Linked DNA regions of Homo sapiens: region 2 is linked to region 1. Evidence: chromatin contacts called from ENCODE Hi-C data. All regions are on one chromosome and are shown on one strand. Each heading gives the region's core, a stretch centred on a gene start or an enhancer-like site at or near the end of the contact. The rest is flanking DNA. Distances are from core to core; before and after follow the strand shown.

The links. Hi-C counts contacts between places; a loop is a spot of excess contacts on that map. Pooled maps may share reads with other maps.
Region 2: a loop to region 1 is called in a map of CD8-positive, alpha-beta T cell, with 13 times the contacts of the local background. The contact joins the promoter of ACOX3 here to the promoter of LRPAP1 in region 1. A Hi-C loop is called at or near these places in 2 of 168 maps with a recorded cell type or tissue (CD8-positive, alpha-beta T cell and naive thymus-derived CD4-positive, alpha-beta T cell) and 9 of 50 pooled maps.

The regions. Positions count from the first base shown.
Region 1 is chr4:3,529,159-3,537,128 of GRCh38, forward strand. It overlaps LRPAP1 (LDL receptor related protein associated protein 1), which reads right to left and starts at 3,264. Exons shown (of 8, transcript NM_002337.4): 1 at 3,051-3,264. The coding sequence starts at 3,254. RefSeq lists silencers at 2,754-3,003, 3,444-3,503 and an enhancer at 3,044-3,253.
Region 2 is chr4:8,436,884-8,444,853 of GRCh38, forward strand. It overlaps ACOX3 (acyl-CoA oxidase 3, pristanoyl), which reads right to left and starts at 3,840. Exons shown (of 18, transcript NM_003501.3): 1 at 3,765-3,840. TRMT44 (tRNA methyltransferase 44 homolog) reads left to right here and starts at 3,894. Exons shown (of 11, transcript NM_152544.3): 1 at 3,894-4,558. The coding sequence starts at 3,940. RefSeq lists enhancers at 3,728-3,967, 3,786-4,519 and silencers at 3,988-4,197, 4,248-4,307.

The DNA of each region.
Region 1 (7,970 bases), core at 2,014-4,513:
CTAAAAATATAAAAATTAGCCAGGCATGGTGGTGCATGCCTGTAATCCCAGCTACTCAGGAGGCTGAGGCACGAGAATCGCTTGAACCTGGGAGGCGGAGGTTGCAGTGAGCCGAGATCACGCCACTGCACCCCAGCCTCGGCGACAGAGTGAGACTCTGTCTCAAAAAAAACAAAAAAACAAAAAACCAAAAAAACTAAGGACCTATGGCCAAGGACTCCGAGCTCATGGCACCGTGCAGCCCAGGCCAAGAGGTACACGAGTGTGTCCCTGAGCGCCGCAGCTGGACCATGCAGACCCTGGAGCTTACTCCTCAGCATCAACACAACACACAGAGCTCTGAAGAGGCAGAGTCCTCAGAAGTCGTCTGTGAGCACAAGGGCTCTGCATGGCCTCTGACCTCCAAAGCTCCAGGGACAGCCTCTGCTCAGGAGTCTTGCAACACAGTGGAGCCCGCCTGTGAAAGAGGAACTGGGAGAGTCACAGAAAGTCAAGATTCAAGTTGCTGGAGAGGATGAAGCAGCACCCCCCTGGCCGGGTCTCGCCTGATGAAAGCGGGTCTCAGCATCTTCTTGGCGGCAACCTCAACGCAGGTCTCACAGCCCAAGCCCATCAAAGGCAAAGGTTTCCTGAAACGCTCCCTTCACCCTATGCCTACTGACACACTACGCAATCCTATATGCCAGGATGTGGCTTTACATGCAGAAAACAGGGACACGATGTTTTCATGAAGCAAACCAAAGAAAGGACAAGACCGTCCTGGCTGCTGAGCGCAGGTCGCAGGAGGCTGAGAGCAGTGGCTGCAGAGCCGGGCAGGAAGTGCTTCTCTGAAAAAGCAGCCCTCACCTCAATTATCTTCCAGGGGGCGATCCAAGACCCCGTCTCCGTCTGATACCTACCTAGAGCGGCGAGTCAGGTGGGGTAAGAAGCCGACTGGAGTGACTATTTGCACGAACAATTCTCTCCCCCTACGTTTGAACTGACTGTGGCTCCTCCTGCCTCCTGACCACCCTGGGCCCTGGCACGCTCGGCAGAAAGAGCCACAGCACAAAGACCACCCGGGATGCACTACCGCCACTGAGAACCTCAAAAAGACCCGGACGGGTCTGACGCCTGCACACTTGGCTCCAGGATAGAACACCCTCACAGCACCGCCACCCTCCAAGCTTCCGTTATCTGGAAGGAAAATCAGGACGAATGGGCTCTGCAGGCCTGCCTGCCATAGTACCAGGCTCTCTGGAATGGGGGAAGACACACAAAATCCCCCAAAACACCCTCACCCCCGAAGAACTTCACGTTCTGTTCAGCAAAAAAGACTTGCCCACACAACTAGAACTTCAGGACTTAAAGGGACCAGAAAGATCATCTAGTCCAAGGCTCAGTCCAAAGTGGAGGTGAGCAGCTCGCCCTACCATGGTGCCCAGTGAACCTCAGGGAGGTTTAGGAGACATGACCCAACCCAAGACTGAAACTGGTCAGGCGAGCACCCAGCACCGGGGGACAGTGCAGGGGCAGCCCGAGGGTAGCTGGACCAGTGCAGGGGCAGCCTGAGGGCAGGTGTATTGCTGCAGGAGGCCTGGGCTGACAAAGACAGAGGACCAGCTGGAGGTGGCTGGAGGTAAGGTGGAGCGCACCAGGGCGGCCCTGCAGAGCAGGTGGAAGACTTGGGCCAGCACCCAAAAGGGAGCCGCTGGGGTTCCTGGGTCCGAGTGCACTTCCTCAGCGCCACCTCCAATCGGTCAGGGAGTCTATTTCGGGCTCCCCATTCCTCATGGGGAGGGGGGACTCCACCCACTCAACAGATGCCCAGTGCAGTGGGCACGGGGAGGCAGCACTGCATCCCGGCTGCTCCTGGTCACACCTGTTCCCTGCTGCTGGGAGGCCATCAACACATCCAAACCCAGCCGTGTCCCCAGCCCCTCCAGAATCCCTTCCTCCAAGAAGCCGCCCTGCCGCTCCAGCCCAGAGCGTTCTCCCACCTCCCACCTCCGCAGGCTGAACATTACGCCTGGGGCTTGACTGCTGGTCCCAGGAGCAGTTCAGGAAGGGCCTGTGGAGCTGATGCCCAGGCGTCAATCCCCATCCCCACGCAGTCTTATAACCGTCTGTCGTCTGTCTGTCCCCCACCTGTTTCTCCTCTCCCTTTTCGTTCCAAAAGTTCCTTCTTATTCTGCAAATCACTTACTTTCCCTCTCAAAGACTCAGGAATGCTTAAAACTGGACTATTGAGACAGAGATCTAATCTGACTCCTGCATTTGAGATGAGATAATGAGGCCCAGATGGTCGGCATAGTTCGAAAACACCCATTTCAGGTGTTTTCAGGAACACCTAACAAATGAAGCAACCGTATCTTAATGAAGAGAGCAGCTGGCCCAGGGTCACGCACCAATTAGGAAGCTGTTGTCCCGGGGGGCCCCACCGGCCGAGCCACCTTGGGGGTGCCCTTTCCCCTCGGGGCCTCCGTACCCTCATCTCTCAAATGAAGGAGAGGTCAGGTGAGCGCCCTGTTAAGACTGACTTTCAGCATTCCCAAGGTCGCGTTTTATGTGCTCTAAACCGATCCCATCTCCTCACCTCCTCATTTCTCGCTCAAATGAACAAGCACGGGCTTGCTACTGGGATTCCTTCTGTCCCTGGACACGTCTTTCTACCCAACATTTTGTTTTTCTTGTTTCCCCACATAGGGAGATAAGGTTGAGGGAACAGGCAAAGGCTCGGGAGGCAGGAGACCTGTGATCTAGCCTGGTTCTGTCCCTACGCTCGGGTCAGCAGGCCGCCCAGGCTGGGGAGGGCGACACTGACCCTCGGGGTGCCGGCCGCCACCTGCTTCACACGGCGTCGTCGCCGGCACGGGTACCTTTCCTGCTGCAGAAGGGGTCGGGGCGCCCCACCTGACACTTGGGGGAGGCTGTGCCAAGGACAGGGCGCGTAGGGCACAGGTGCCCCGGCTGCGCCCCCCTCCGCCTCCGACCCCTGGGCCCCGCTCCAACGACCCCAACCACGGCCCCCGCCCCCAGGCCCCGCTCCACCGACCGCGGGCCGCGCTCACTCGCTGGGCCTTCTCCCACAGCTGGTTCAACTTCTCCATGCGGAACTCCTCTCCGGACTCGCGTTTCGGGGACGGCTTGGGCTGGTTCTTCTCCCGCGAGTACTTGCCGCCGTGGCTCGCAGCGGGCCAGGGCCCGAGGAAGAGCAGCAGCAGTAGCAGCGCCGGGAGCCCGCGCAGAAACGACCTGACCCTCCGCGGCGCCATCTTCCTCTGCGACTGGCGCTGCGCGGAGAAAACCTAGCCTGCCGATGCCCCGCCCACTACCCCGCCCCCACCCACCGCGCGGTCTCCTGGGAATTGTAGTTCCTCCGTGAGCGGCCGGCAGCGGCGAGGCCGCCGGCGGACTCCAGCGCCTAGGAAGCCCTGCGCAGGCGCAAGCGTTTCCCAGGCAACCACGCCGCGGCCCGAGGCTGCAGACTCTGGCAGGGGATACAACTGGAGAATGAGGGTGGCCGGGTGGGAGCAGGGATCAGGCCTCACCCAGAGCCCGGAGCCTGGAGCCCGCACGACTCGAGGCCTCTTTCCCTCTCTGCCCCACAGAAAGAGCGGAAAGCCCAAGAACCGGGCCGCGTTTGGCTGAGCCTGATAATGCTCCGGCTTCACGCGCACTGACGCCGACTCTTGCATGTCCAGTGCCGTTGCGGGGTTGGCACTGCGGCCCGGGCCTGGCGCTGAGGAGCCTGGCCCAGCCCGCTTCTGCCCTCCGCGGAGCGCCTGGCCGTGGGTAAGCCCAGGCCAGGTTGTCCCGGGGACGCAGGGCCGCGCAGACGTCCCCCTACGTCCCGGGGCCCCTGCCCCAACCCGCGTCCCAAGCGCCTGCTCTCGCGCCTGCTGCAAGGCAGGACTTCGCGCGCTTTTCCCCAACCCATGACACTCTAGGAAATTCACAGAGCCAAAGTTAGCATAGACCGCTCGTTGGGGGCTTGGCCAGTGAGTTGGGAAGTGCCCTGGAGGTAGCGCGGGAAACAAGGGGAAGGAGGGAGACAGACAGCAGCTGGGCCCCTTTGGGCTCAGAGAAGGGACAAGGGGAGCTCATCTGGCAAGAATGATCTGAAAAGGCCTCCAAGGGTGGGCGGGATTTTGCGGGGGGAGGGAGGAATTTCCAACTGGAGGGACAATGACAAAGGGGGTGAATAGAGCCTGGGCATCTTGAGAGGAATTAATGTTAATTCATTTCCTTTTTTTGCGTGGGGGGATAGGGTCTCTGTCATCGAGGCTGGAGTGCAGTGGCATGATCATGGCTCACTGCAGCCTCGACCTCCTGGGCTAAAGCGATCCTCCTGCCTCAGCCTCCCAAGTAGCTGGAACTATAGGTGCGTGTCACCACGCCCAGCTAATTTTTGAAATTTTTTGGTAGAAATTAGGTCTCCCTATGTTGTCCAGGCTGTTCTCCAACTCCTGGGCTCAAGCAACCCTCCCGTCTTGGTCCCCCAAAGTGCTGGGATTACAGGCGTGGGCCACTGGGCCTACCCTAATTTACATTTAAATTGTATCTTGTGTTGTTCCAGAGAAGATTTCAGGTCCCTGGAATCAAGGTGATCTGCTTCTGTCCTGTGCTGCTTTTCTAGTATTTTCAGAGCCATCGTTTCATTTCTTTTTTTCCAGCTGTTGAGTTGTTTCAGGCAAGAGGGTAAATTCAGTCTGTTACTGCATCTTAGCTGGAAGCACAAGTTCCCAATATGGGATGTATGGGGGAGAGGAGGTAAAGGAATCCCCCAGGAGGGTGGTGGAGGGAGAATGACCTCATGCGAAGTGACTCCAGAGACAGATCAAATGCTGTCATTGCCATCATTGCATGTTTTTAAGCCTCAGGACAGAATGGCCAGGTGAGCCTGGCCTAGATTCTCACCTGTGCCTGCCTTCCCCTTGTGTTCCCTCGTTCCTGCTCTTCTCTCCATCTCCTGGTGCCTAGAATCAGAGGTCACCTGTTTTACCCCACATACATGTTTTGCCCTGACCCCACTCCTGAGAGCTACAGGTAGGTCTTGGTGGGCTTAGAAGGGGATAGTCCAAATTGGCCTATCCCCCCCAAGCATGTCCCTGTTGGTCATCTGGAATGTGGTCCTAACTGCAAATGTTCCAGCTCTGTGAATCCTGCCCCCAGTGTCTCTAGAAAGGCCCGTTATAAACCCACAGGAATTGGAAGCTGGACTGGGAGCAGAGTCTTCTGGGATCCTGCATCTGACAGTGGTGTGGGGTTCTAAGAGCCCTTTTCCTATACAGCCCGGTTTCCCAGATAACTAAGCAATATTTTATTCGTGGCTGCATACACAGGCAATGAAACTAAAGAAAGTCAGGGGATGGCTAAAGGATGGAGGATACCTGGGCTGGGGGAGGAGGGAGAATGCGACGGGTGAACACAGACAGGCTTCCAAAGTGGTGTCCAGGTTGTAGTTCTTCACTAGGTGGTGGGCACACAGGCATGCATTTTTCCTTATCTTTAAATTGTACATATTTCATACACTTCTCCGTATGTATTATACATTTCAAACTAGTACATCTTCTAAAAAATCACAGTGGTTAATGCAATCAGTACAGGTGCCAGGCACATACCAGAGACTCCAGGTGACGGCATGCTCTCCTCTTGGGCTCCTCCTCTAGGGCTGAAAGTTTATTTCTCACCCCTGCCGCCAGCACCCGCCATGCCAGCCCGTGTCTCTAAGTGCTGAGGGGAAGGTGTATGAACAGAGACAGATACGGCCGTGGAGGAACCCGGAGGGAGGGCCCTCCACTTGGTGAGGACGGATTGTGAGGCTGGTCAGTGCTGAAGCTGAGTATCTTGCTTACGAGAGAAAAGGGGAACTGTGCTTATAGGACCATCTCTCAGAGCAAAACAAATTGAGTCTCTTGGGAAGCCTGGCATTGAGGATTGTCCAGCTTTCAGAAGTGAGAGTGTTCAGCCTGACTTCAGGGGCACAAGGTTCTTGCTGCCTGGGCCTGTTCTGTAGTGTGGGGCTGTCCCTGACTGGCCGGCTTTCAGAAGCATGCAGCATTGTCATTGACTTATTGGGGTTTCATGCCACCACGGCCAAAAAGCAGTTTGTTTTTGTCCTTGAGTTTGGACTATAGATTGTTATTCTCTCCAGGCAAAGGCAGGAAGCACACGGGAACAGGTAGCGCCAGGTGGCTGCAGGCAGGTGGTCTGGCTGGAGCTCAGTGCAGAAGCACAAGACGGTGGTGAAGAGTGAGGCAGACCCAGGGGACTGAAACGCCACTGGAAGGAAGATTCCACCCAGAGCAATGGGGGCCACAGAGTGATCCTGAGGGGAGAGTTACACAGAGATGCGTTTGAGGAAAAGCAGAGACCAGTGGGAATGCTGGTGCTCTCCGCCAGAGGAGAGGCGAAGGTGATCGGGATGAGATAGAGACACGGAGGCAGTGAAGATGGAGAGGCCATGTGAAGGTGGAAGGGACAGAATTTGGTGACAAGCGTCCAGACTGACGCCCAGGTTTCCACTTGGGGAGACCAGAAGGTGGCAGGGCGAATTCCAATGCCAGGTCTCCAGGGAGAGCACGCTCAGGAGGAAGATGAGAGTCCGGGTCCCTGTGGGATGGACGTGGAGCCCTCCAGGGGCACTGAACTCTATAGATCTGCCAGTCAGGGGCAGAGGGGTCCAGGGCAGAGGAGACAGAGATCTGGGCACCACCCACGAAGGCACAGTGGGCAGGGGATGGAGCCCTCTGGAGGGAGCCAGCGCAAGGGTGCGAGAAGGAGCTTGCAAAGGAAGCAGAGCGGCAGCCAGGACAAGGGAAGGTGCCCGCGAGGAATTTGCCTGTAGACCCCAGGGTTGAGTAGGCTTTAAGGAGGAGCACATGGGCAGCGTTGGGCCGCTCACAGACTGAACGCACAGAGGCTGGTGTAGATGCCTGTGGCCTCTGCCCTTGCAACAACCTCTGTCTTGGGTCAGGTTTCCTGGAAGCAGAGCTGAGATGGAATTCCTGTGGAGGTGATTATGGAGGGGTGCTCCTAGGAAAGGAGAGTGGGGGTAGAGAGCCGGTGCAGAGAGCTGAGCAAGGCTGTGACTGCTTCAGCCTGGTTGGATGAAGGGGAGCTCGGGAGCACTGCACCTCACGGCTGTCCCTGCCTTGAGGCCAGGACCATTTTGTGTCTCCTCTCCCTCCCCTCATCAATCAGGCACTGGGTTGTGGGGGAGGGTGTGACCTTCTGGGTGAGGCAGTTTTCCCACTTGGCCTAGGGCAATGAGCCTCCGCTATCCTCAGGCAGCCACCATTGCCTGAAGACAAGTGAGACCCCATGTGCTTGGGCAAAACCAACCCCTTCCCAGCTCCCAGCATTCAGGGAGGGTCTTTGAGTAAGACACCCTCAGCTGCCTCCTCTGCTGGCAAACTCCCTGTCACTGCTTTCCCCACTGTCTGCCACTGTAGACCCCAGGATGAAGCTCATTATGCTGCTTCTCCCTCTGTATGGAAAGTTCGAGTCCCCCCAGGCCACCCCTTGCCCCAGACAGCTCTGTAAATCCCCTTCTCAGACCCCTTCCCCCATCCCCAGTTCCCTCAAACCCTTCCACTCTCGAGCTCCTGACCAGCCATGAGCAACGTCCCCCATATCCTAAACTTTTTGTAAACCAAAAATAAAATTCTGAGGGCCCCCCAGCCATCTGAATGGACTTCCTCCTCTGCCAGGGCACTCTTTTTTTTTTTTTTTTTTTTTTTTAACTTCTTAAATGCACAAATTTATTTTTTCTCAACAAACACACATCTTAATGCCTTTACAACTTTTATCTCCCCAAATATATCTTGCTTTTCTTTATACATGCTGTATACAGAGTTGTTTTCCTTATATTTAGTAGTTATTGCTTTTTTGTGCCCTTTTGGGTCCTGAATTTACACATCAGGCATAGATCTTGGGACAGGAAAGAGCTGTGAAGCAAATTCCTGGAAGATCAAACCCCTTCCAGC
Region 2 (7,970 bases), core at 2,590-5,089, 4.9 Mb after region 1:
CGGGAGGCTGAGGCAGGAGAATTGTGTGAACCTGGGAGGTGGAGTTTGCAGTGAGCCGAGATCACACCACTGCACTCCAGCCTTGGCAACAGAGCGAGACTCCATCTCAAAAAAAAAAAAAAAATCAGCATATATATATATTCGAAAAAATATATATAAATATATATATACAAATATATGTAAATATATAGAAATATATACACGTAAATATATATATTTACATATATATGTAAAAAAATATATGTAAATATATATATAAATATATATATAGTGAATACTTCGTTTGTAAAGCAAGCCCAGGGTAACATCAAGCAGAAGCTACAGGCATGAATATCACCCAGTCTATAAAAGTGGCCACCAAGGCGTATGTTAGCTGTGACCAAGGAACAAAACAGGAAAGAGCAAAAGCAACAAGTGCGGCAGCTAGGCACGCCAAGGGTTAAATTCCTCTCCCCGGCTCAGCTCTATCTAGAAAAAAAGAGGAGGCTAGAGACCGGTGCCAAGAGAAGAGCAAAACAAAAAGAAAGACTCACAGTAAGTGTAAAAAAGAGAATCAGAAGAAAATGGGAGAGACAGCAGTGCGCGGGGGCAGGGCCTGTGCCACTGCCTGGCCCCGCCAGGTGGCCATAGAAGCAGGAGAACTCAGGAAGGAAAAAGAAAAACAAAGACTTAAGGAAAAAGGCCAATCTGTTAGCAACAGCTCTTATAAAAAGAGAGATTAGCAATGCGAGAGGACGTGGACACGGATGTAGACGTGGAAGAAGTCAAGTTAGGCAAGGATTCGAGAGCCGGCCAAGGCTAGAGAGACATTAATGTGTGAGATGAAAAAAGAAAGGACACTAGAAGGGTGAATGTTCAGAAGGCAATAAAAGAAATGGCCAAGGCTGCAAGACAAAGAGGCCATTGGCCAAGGGCTGCCGCACCTTGGAGGAACCAAATACTGATCTGATCAGGCTGGCAGGAGCTAAAGAATGTAAAGACTAGGGCAGACTAGGCACCTTCTTATTAGGCTCCCAGGAGCCCATTGTCACATTAGAAGTTAAAAGCAGCAGGATTCTGCCATATCTGGATTCCAATTTCTCACTGATGGCTAAGCCACTAGATAGAGTTACAAAGGGGGGAAAGAAAAAGAACCCCTCCTCTAAGAAACTTAAACAGGAAAAAGAGCCATACCTTGTGAAAACTTGCTTATAGACTTTACAGAACTGCCTCATGCTGGAGGCTATCGGTACATGCTAGTGCTTGTTTGCACCTTTCCAGGGTAAGTTAAAGTTTTCCCCACCAGGACAGAAAAAGTACAAGAAGTGACTAAAGTATTGTTAAAAGACATTATCCCCAGGTTTAGACTGCCTCTAACTTTAAAGTCAGACAATAGGCCAGCATTTGTAGCTGAAATAGGGCAGGATTTAACAAGACTGTTAAAAATAAAATGGAAGTTACACACAGCCTATTGGCTGCAAAGTTCAAGAAAAAGTGGAGTGCATGAACTGGACACTCGAGCAGCTACTGAAAAAAATATTGCCAGGAAATTCATTTAAGATAAAATCAGGCTTTTGCCTATGGTCCTCCTTCAAGTCAGCTGCACCCTCACCAAACAAACTAGGTATTTACCCTATAAGATTTTGTTCGGTCGGCCACCCCCAAATCACAGGTCAAATTAAAGGTGACCTCCAAGAACTAAAGGAATTAACCTTAAGAAAGCAAATGCAGATTTTAGAAATAGCCATACAAAGTGTTTATAATTAAATACATAAAAATGCCTATAAGCCTGACACCCCTTTAAATCTAGTGACTCTGTTTAAGTTAAAAAGTAAAATCTAATTTTTCTAGGACCCATATAGGATGGGCCTTATACTGTAATCTTTTCCACTCCCACTGCTGTTAAAAGTTGCAGGTGTTGTGTCTTAGATCCATCACAGTCAGCTAACACTGGCAGCTCAGGACAAGTAGACCAGCCAGCAGGACACAGATCTTCCTACCCGGCTGATTCGGAGACGAGACCAAGCTGTTGCTGAGGACGACAGCCCTGCTCTGGTCACTCCGGAGGCTGACCAGTCTACACACGGCTGAAGCTTGAAGAAACAACAAGCCCGGCTCTAGTCACGCACTGGCAGCTGAATAGTCTACGCATGGCCGAAGCTTGAGGACTTGTCAAGCAAGTAAACGTAGTTAAAAATCTTAAGACTAATAGTTTTCCTGTAATACTGTTTTCCTATTGTTCTGTCACTGTATTCAATCTTTTTCCCAGGTAAGGACCTCTTTTGTCCTTGCTGGATACAAATATGCTGTATATTGTTTTGTTATTGTTACCCCCCATAACCATGCTAGAAGAAACACCTATATAAGGTGTCCCCATTGTACACATACTACTTAGTCAGGAAACCCAGACCCGTCCAGCCCAGCAACAATTCCGAGTCTTTAAGTCATTCTTTAAACACATAAACCAGAAGTTACAAGAGCCTCCTCCTTTAGCAAAACAAACAAACAACCTATTTGCTCAGCTGGCTGAAAACATTGCCAGCAGCCTAGACGTTTCTTCATGTTATGTTTATAAAAAGGCTAACATGAGAGACCAATGGCCTTGAGAAGCAAAAGATTTAATGCCTCAAGATTACTTTAACTCTTTCCCCAAGCAGATGCCAAGTTCAAGCATTTGGCTCTTAAAAACTCCTATTATTAAGAAATACTGTGTTGCTTGCTAGGAAAAAAGCTTTTAAGACCCAGTAAAAAAACTAACCTGCTTAGGACATGACAAAGTTGGCACATGTGCCTGTACTGGTTTAACACAGGTTTGATCCTAGGTCTTTATTTAAAAGATAGTTTCCAGCTATAAGAGAATTTAAAACCCTCACTGCAAGTGTATTACATAAAACACTATCACTCTGTCTCCCAAAGAGACTCAAAGTAAAAATAAAAGCGAGAACTCCCACTAATTTGTGAAAATTCTCAAAGGAAGGGATAAGGAGACCACTACTACTCCTGCTGCCCTCCTCCCTGCCACCTTGCCTAGTTCATAAGACAGGAGGAAAAGAGAGAAAGCAAAAAGTTAGAAAGAAACAAAAGTCAGATAAATAGCCAGACAACCTTGGCACCACCACGTGGCCCTAGGAGTTAAAAAAAATAATAATAATAACATCAACCCCCGACCTAAACTACTTGTGTTATCTGTAAATTCCAGACATTGTATGAAAAAAGCATTGCAAAACTTTCTGTTCTGTTAGCTGATTCATGTAGCCCCCAGTCACGTTTCCCATGCTTGCTCAATTTATCACGACCCTTTCACGTGGACCCTTAAAGTCGTAAGCCTTTAAACAGGCCAAGAATTTCTTTTTTGGGGAGCTCAGCTCTTAAGACGCAAGTCTGCCGATGCTCCCGGCCGAATAAACCTCTTTCTTCTTTAATCCGGTGTCTGAGGAGTTTTGTCTGTGGCTTGTCCTGCTACAGTAGGTGACAGATGACTTTCATCCCTCATGGGACAACGTTACATCATTCTTATGAAACAGCCATGGCTGCACTCAGACTTAGGAAGGCACTGGCTGTAATGCCAGCACTAAAAGCAAACCAGAACCCAAGTGGAGAAAAGTTAGCTTTCATAAGAGGACTCATCTTTTACGTTCACAAACTTAGGCTCCCTGACTTTTATCGGTAATCAGTACTGAGGACAATGCGTTCCACACCCGCTGGCTGGCTGATGTTTGATTCTGTAACTATACCACGCCCAGAATTCTCTCAAAAGGGAATAAAACACAGGTCAAATTCCTCACCCACACACTCCACAGTTCAACCCCTGCCAGGGAAACCAAAAGCAGGAAAGGATCTCCAGCGGCGCCATTCTCATTTCCGGTCCCAGCACCCCGCCTCCATGACGTCAACGCGCCGCGCCACCGGGCTGCGTCATCTCGGCGCGCCGCTGCCAGGGCTGTACACCTGCTGGCTGCCATGGCTGAGGTGGGCCGTACCGGGATCAGCTACCCAGGCGCGCTTCTCCCACAGGGCTTCTGGGCTGCGGTCGAAGTGTGGCTGGAGAGGCCGCAGGTGGCAAACAAACGGCTTTGCGGCGCCCGCCTGGAGGCCCGCTGGAGCGCCGCCCTGCCCTGCGCGGAGGCCCGCGGCCCCGGGACTAGCGCAGGCTCGGAGCAGAAGGAGCGGGGTCCGGGACCCGGCCAGGGTTCCCCCGGAGGGGGCCCGGGTCCCAGGTCGCTATCAGGACCCGAGCAGGGCACGGCATGTTGCGAACTTGAGGAGGCCCAGGGCCAGTGCCAGCAAGAGGAGGCACAGAGGGAAGCCGCCTCAGTGCCCCTGAGGGACTCCGGGCACCCCGGCCATGCTGAAGGAAGGGAGGGCGACTTCCCCGCCGCAGATCTGGATTCGCTTTGGGAGGATTTCTCCCAAAGTCTCGCCCGTGGCAATTCGGAGTTGCTGGCCTTCCTCACCAGCTCCGGGGCGGGATCGCAGCCAGAGGCGCAGCGTGAGCTCGACGTGGTTCTCAGAACCGTCATCCCGAAAACTAGCCCACATTGCCCCCTTACAACTCCCAGGAGGGAAATAGTCGTGCAAGGTAAGAGTGTTTTGATAGTGGACGGATATGATTAGATAAAAAAGCATTCATAGAACCTCGGGTCAATGAAAAAGTCCTAAGGGTACTAGTTCCTCTGCGATGTCCTAGGGAGGTTGTTAGGTGTTTCATAGTTTTTTGAGTGGGCGCATAGAAATGTGTGTCCTTAGTACAGAAGATGGGATAATTGATTGGGGTGGTGTCTGGAAGGCTTCAAAGAGACAGTGAAGGACTAGCTGGATATTGCGTAATACCTAGGAGTTTAGCAGGTAAAGCTGTAGGTGTAAAAGTGTTGGGGACCAGCCTCAACACCACCCGTAGGGTACTCAAAGTCCGGTGGCGACGAAGGAATGAGACGAGACAGGTTAAGAGTGCATAAAGATTGGGGGCCAGGGGGCCAATTGCAAAATGGAGGCTGCCAAAGCCTGGGAGCTCTGGTCTCCACACTATTGAGTACAATCACTTAGATCTAAGAAGCGGACGTTCGGGGCGAAAGGGTGAAAGGGAGACAGTGCATCATACATGTCATCTATAGCAGTGGCGGTTTAAATGAATCTCCTTTGTGCTCAAACAGCGTTATCTTTAACTTGTCGGAGAATAACCAGTGGGAGCGTGCTTAACTAGGAGCCTGCATGTCTGACCACATTGTAGTGATTCAAAGGAGTGTCTTTCTCCTTGAACACAGTGTTTATAGGTAAGACAGTAGGTCTCGCCCAGAGCATGGGAACATCATGACAATAAGAAGGCTTTCCTCCTCAGAGGCCTCTTGTGGCTTTCCACAACTTATTGTCTCATATTTTTATGGCCAGTTTATACAGGCATGCCATAAGCCTTTTCCCCAACATAAAGAGAGCTATTTATGCTGAGACAAATAACTGTGAAAGAGCATAGAGACTGGATGGATGGGAACCTACTAGTCCTCAGCGTTCGTTAAATCTCTGGCATTTATTTTTACTGCCCGTGACCTTGACACTTCAGCCTCAGCCACTCTTACCTGAAACTTTATTCAGCAGCATGTGTTTCGTATTGCCACTGTAACAAATTACTGCAAATTCATTGGTCAGTACAAAAAATTGATTGTCTCAGTTCTGTAGGTTAGGAATCCCCATTGGCTCTGCTGGTTTCTCCGCTGTGGGTCTCTCTCACGAGGCCAAAATCAAACAGCCTGCCGGCTGGGCTCTTATTTGGAGGTTCTGGGAAGGAATCTGTTCTCAGGCTCATTCAGTTCGTTGGTAGAATCCAATTTTTTATGTAGGACTGGGGTCCTTGTTCCCTTGCTGGCTGTCAGTTGCTGGAGGCTTCTTTCTGGTTCTTTCATGCAGCTTCCTACATCTCAGAGCCAGCAATGGGGTTGAATTCTTCTCATACTTGGAATCTCTCTGCCTTCCTCTCCTGCTGCTTCTCTCCTCCGCCTCCAGCCAGAGAAAATTCTCTGCTCTTCGTGGCCCATGGAGTTAGGCCGGGCTCACCTGGATAATCCAGAGTACTCTTCCTCTTGAGGTCTGTAACCATAATCATGTTTGCAAGTGCCCCTTTTGCCATATAATACAGTATATTCACGAGTCCTGGGTATTACGGCATGGACACTTTTGGGAGGCTCTTCTGCCTACCTCAGGCAGCAATTGCTGGGAGGTACATAGTCCCCTCTGATGGCTCCCAATACTGTCTGCCTCTGTGCCTTTGTAAGACTCTAGGTGTCCTCTCCTCCAGGGGGCCTCTCTGCCAGTCCAGTCTAGTTTAGGAGTTCTTCCAGCTCTTATCAACTGTGTTCTAATCTTAACCATTTTACGTTGTCCATCCACTGGACTGAGGATTGGAGAGGCAGTGCCCGTGAGGCCTTCATGTGTAGACTTCGCTGAACAGAGGGGTAGGACAGAATTTTTTCCTTTCTTCCTCTCAGGGAGGCAGTTTTCCCTCTCAACAAGGAGTACGTTTTCAGGATTGCTTTCTATATTCAGTTCCCGCCAGGAAGGCTCACCAGAGGACTTGTATCCTCCATGGAATATAGACAGCCTGGCTTTGAATTTTGGTCTTGCCAATTACAAGCTGTATGGCTGTGGGCAGGTTATAGAGCCTCTCTGTGCCTCAGTGTCTTCATTTGTAAAATAGGATAATAATAAAATATCTTGGAGTTGCTGGAAGAGTTAAATGGAATTAATACATTGTAAAGTGCTTAGAATAGTTCCTGGCACATGGTAAGTGCCTAATAAATGCTAGCTGCTGTTTGTGTGAAGTGGAGATGCTCTTGCAACTTTTGTATATTTCTTGGCCCTATTCTGGGTAAGATCACGAAGGTCTTAAGAGTAATGTGACTGTTCGAGACCAGCCTGGCCAACATGGTGAAACCCCGTCTCTACTAAAAATACAAAAAATTAGCCAGGCGTAGTGGCAGGTGCCTGTAATCCCAGCTACTCAGGAGACTGAGGCAGAAGAATGACGTGAACCCGGTGAGTGGAGGTTGCAGTGAACCAAGATTGTGCCACTGCATTCCAGCCTGGGCAGCAGACGGGGACTCAGTCTAAAAAAAAAAAAAAGGAATGTGACTAAGAAATCTTAACTGTTAGTAGCAGGTGACAGGATGACATAGTGGTTAAGAACTTGACTTCTTTAGTTAAAGAACAGAATTCAGTTTGAGGCTATGTGGATTTGAGACAGATTACTTAATCTGTTGAACGCCTGGTTTTCTCATCTAGAACAGAGGTTTCAGTCGGGGCAGTTTTGATCCTCAGAAGTTTGTCATTCAAACATCACATGTTCTCACTTATTTATGGGGTTTAAAAATCAAAACAATGGAACTCGTGGACATAGAGAGTGGAAGGATGGTTACCAGAGGGTGGGAAGGGGAGTGGAGGGTTGGGGGAGAGGTGGGATGGTTAAAGTGTACAAAAAAAATAGAATATGAATAACACCTAGTATATGATAGTCTAACAGGGGGATTATAATGAATAATAACTTAATTGTACTTTTTTTTTTTTTTTGAGAGTAGTCTCGCTCTGTGGCCCAGGCTAGAGTGCAGTGGTGTGATTTCAGCTCACTGCAACCTCCGCCTCCTGGGTTCGAGCGATTCTCCTAACTTAGCCTCCCAAGCAGCTGGGATTACAGGCATGTGCCACGACGCCCAGCTAATTTTTGTATTTTTCGTAGAGATGGGGTTTCACCATGTTGGCCAGACTGGTCTCCTACTCCTGACCTCACGTGATCCGCCTGCCTTGGCCTCCCAAAGTGCCGGGGTTACGGGCGTGAGCCACCTCTCCCGGCCACTATTGTACATTTTTAAATAACGAAAAGAGTGTAATTGGATTGTTTGTAACACAAAGGATAAATGTTTGAGGGGATGGATGCCCCATTCTCCATGATGTGATTAGTTCACATTGCATGCCTGGATCAAAACATTTCATGTACCCTGTAAATATAT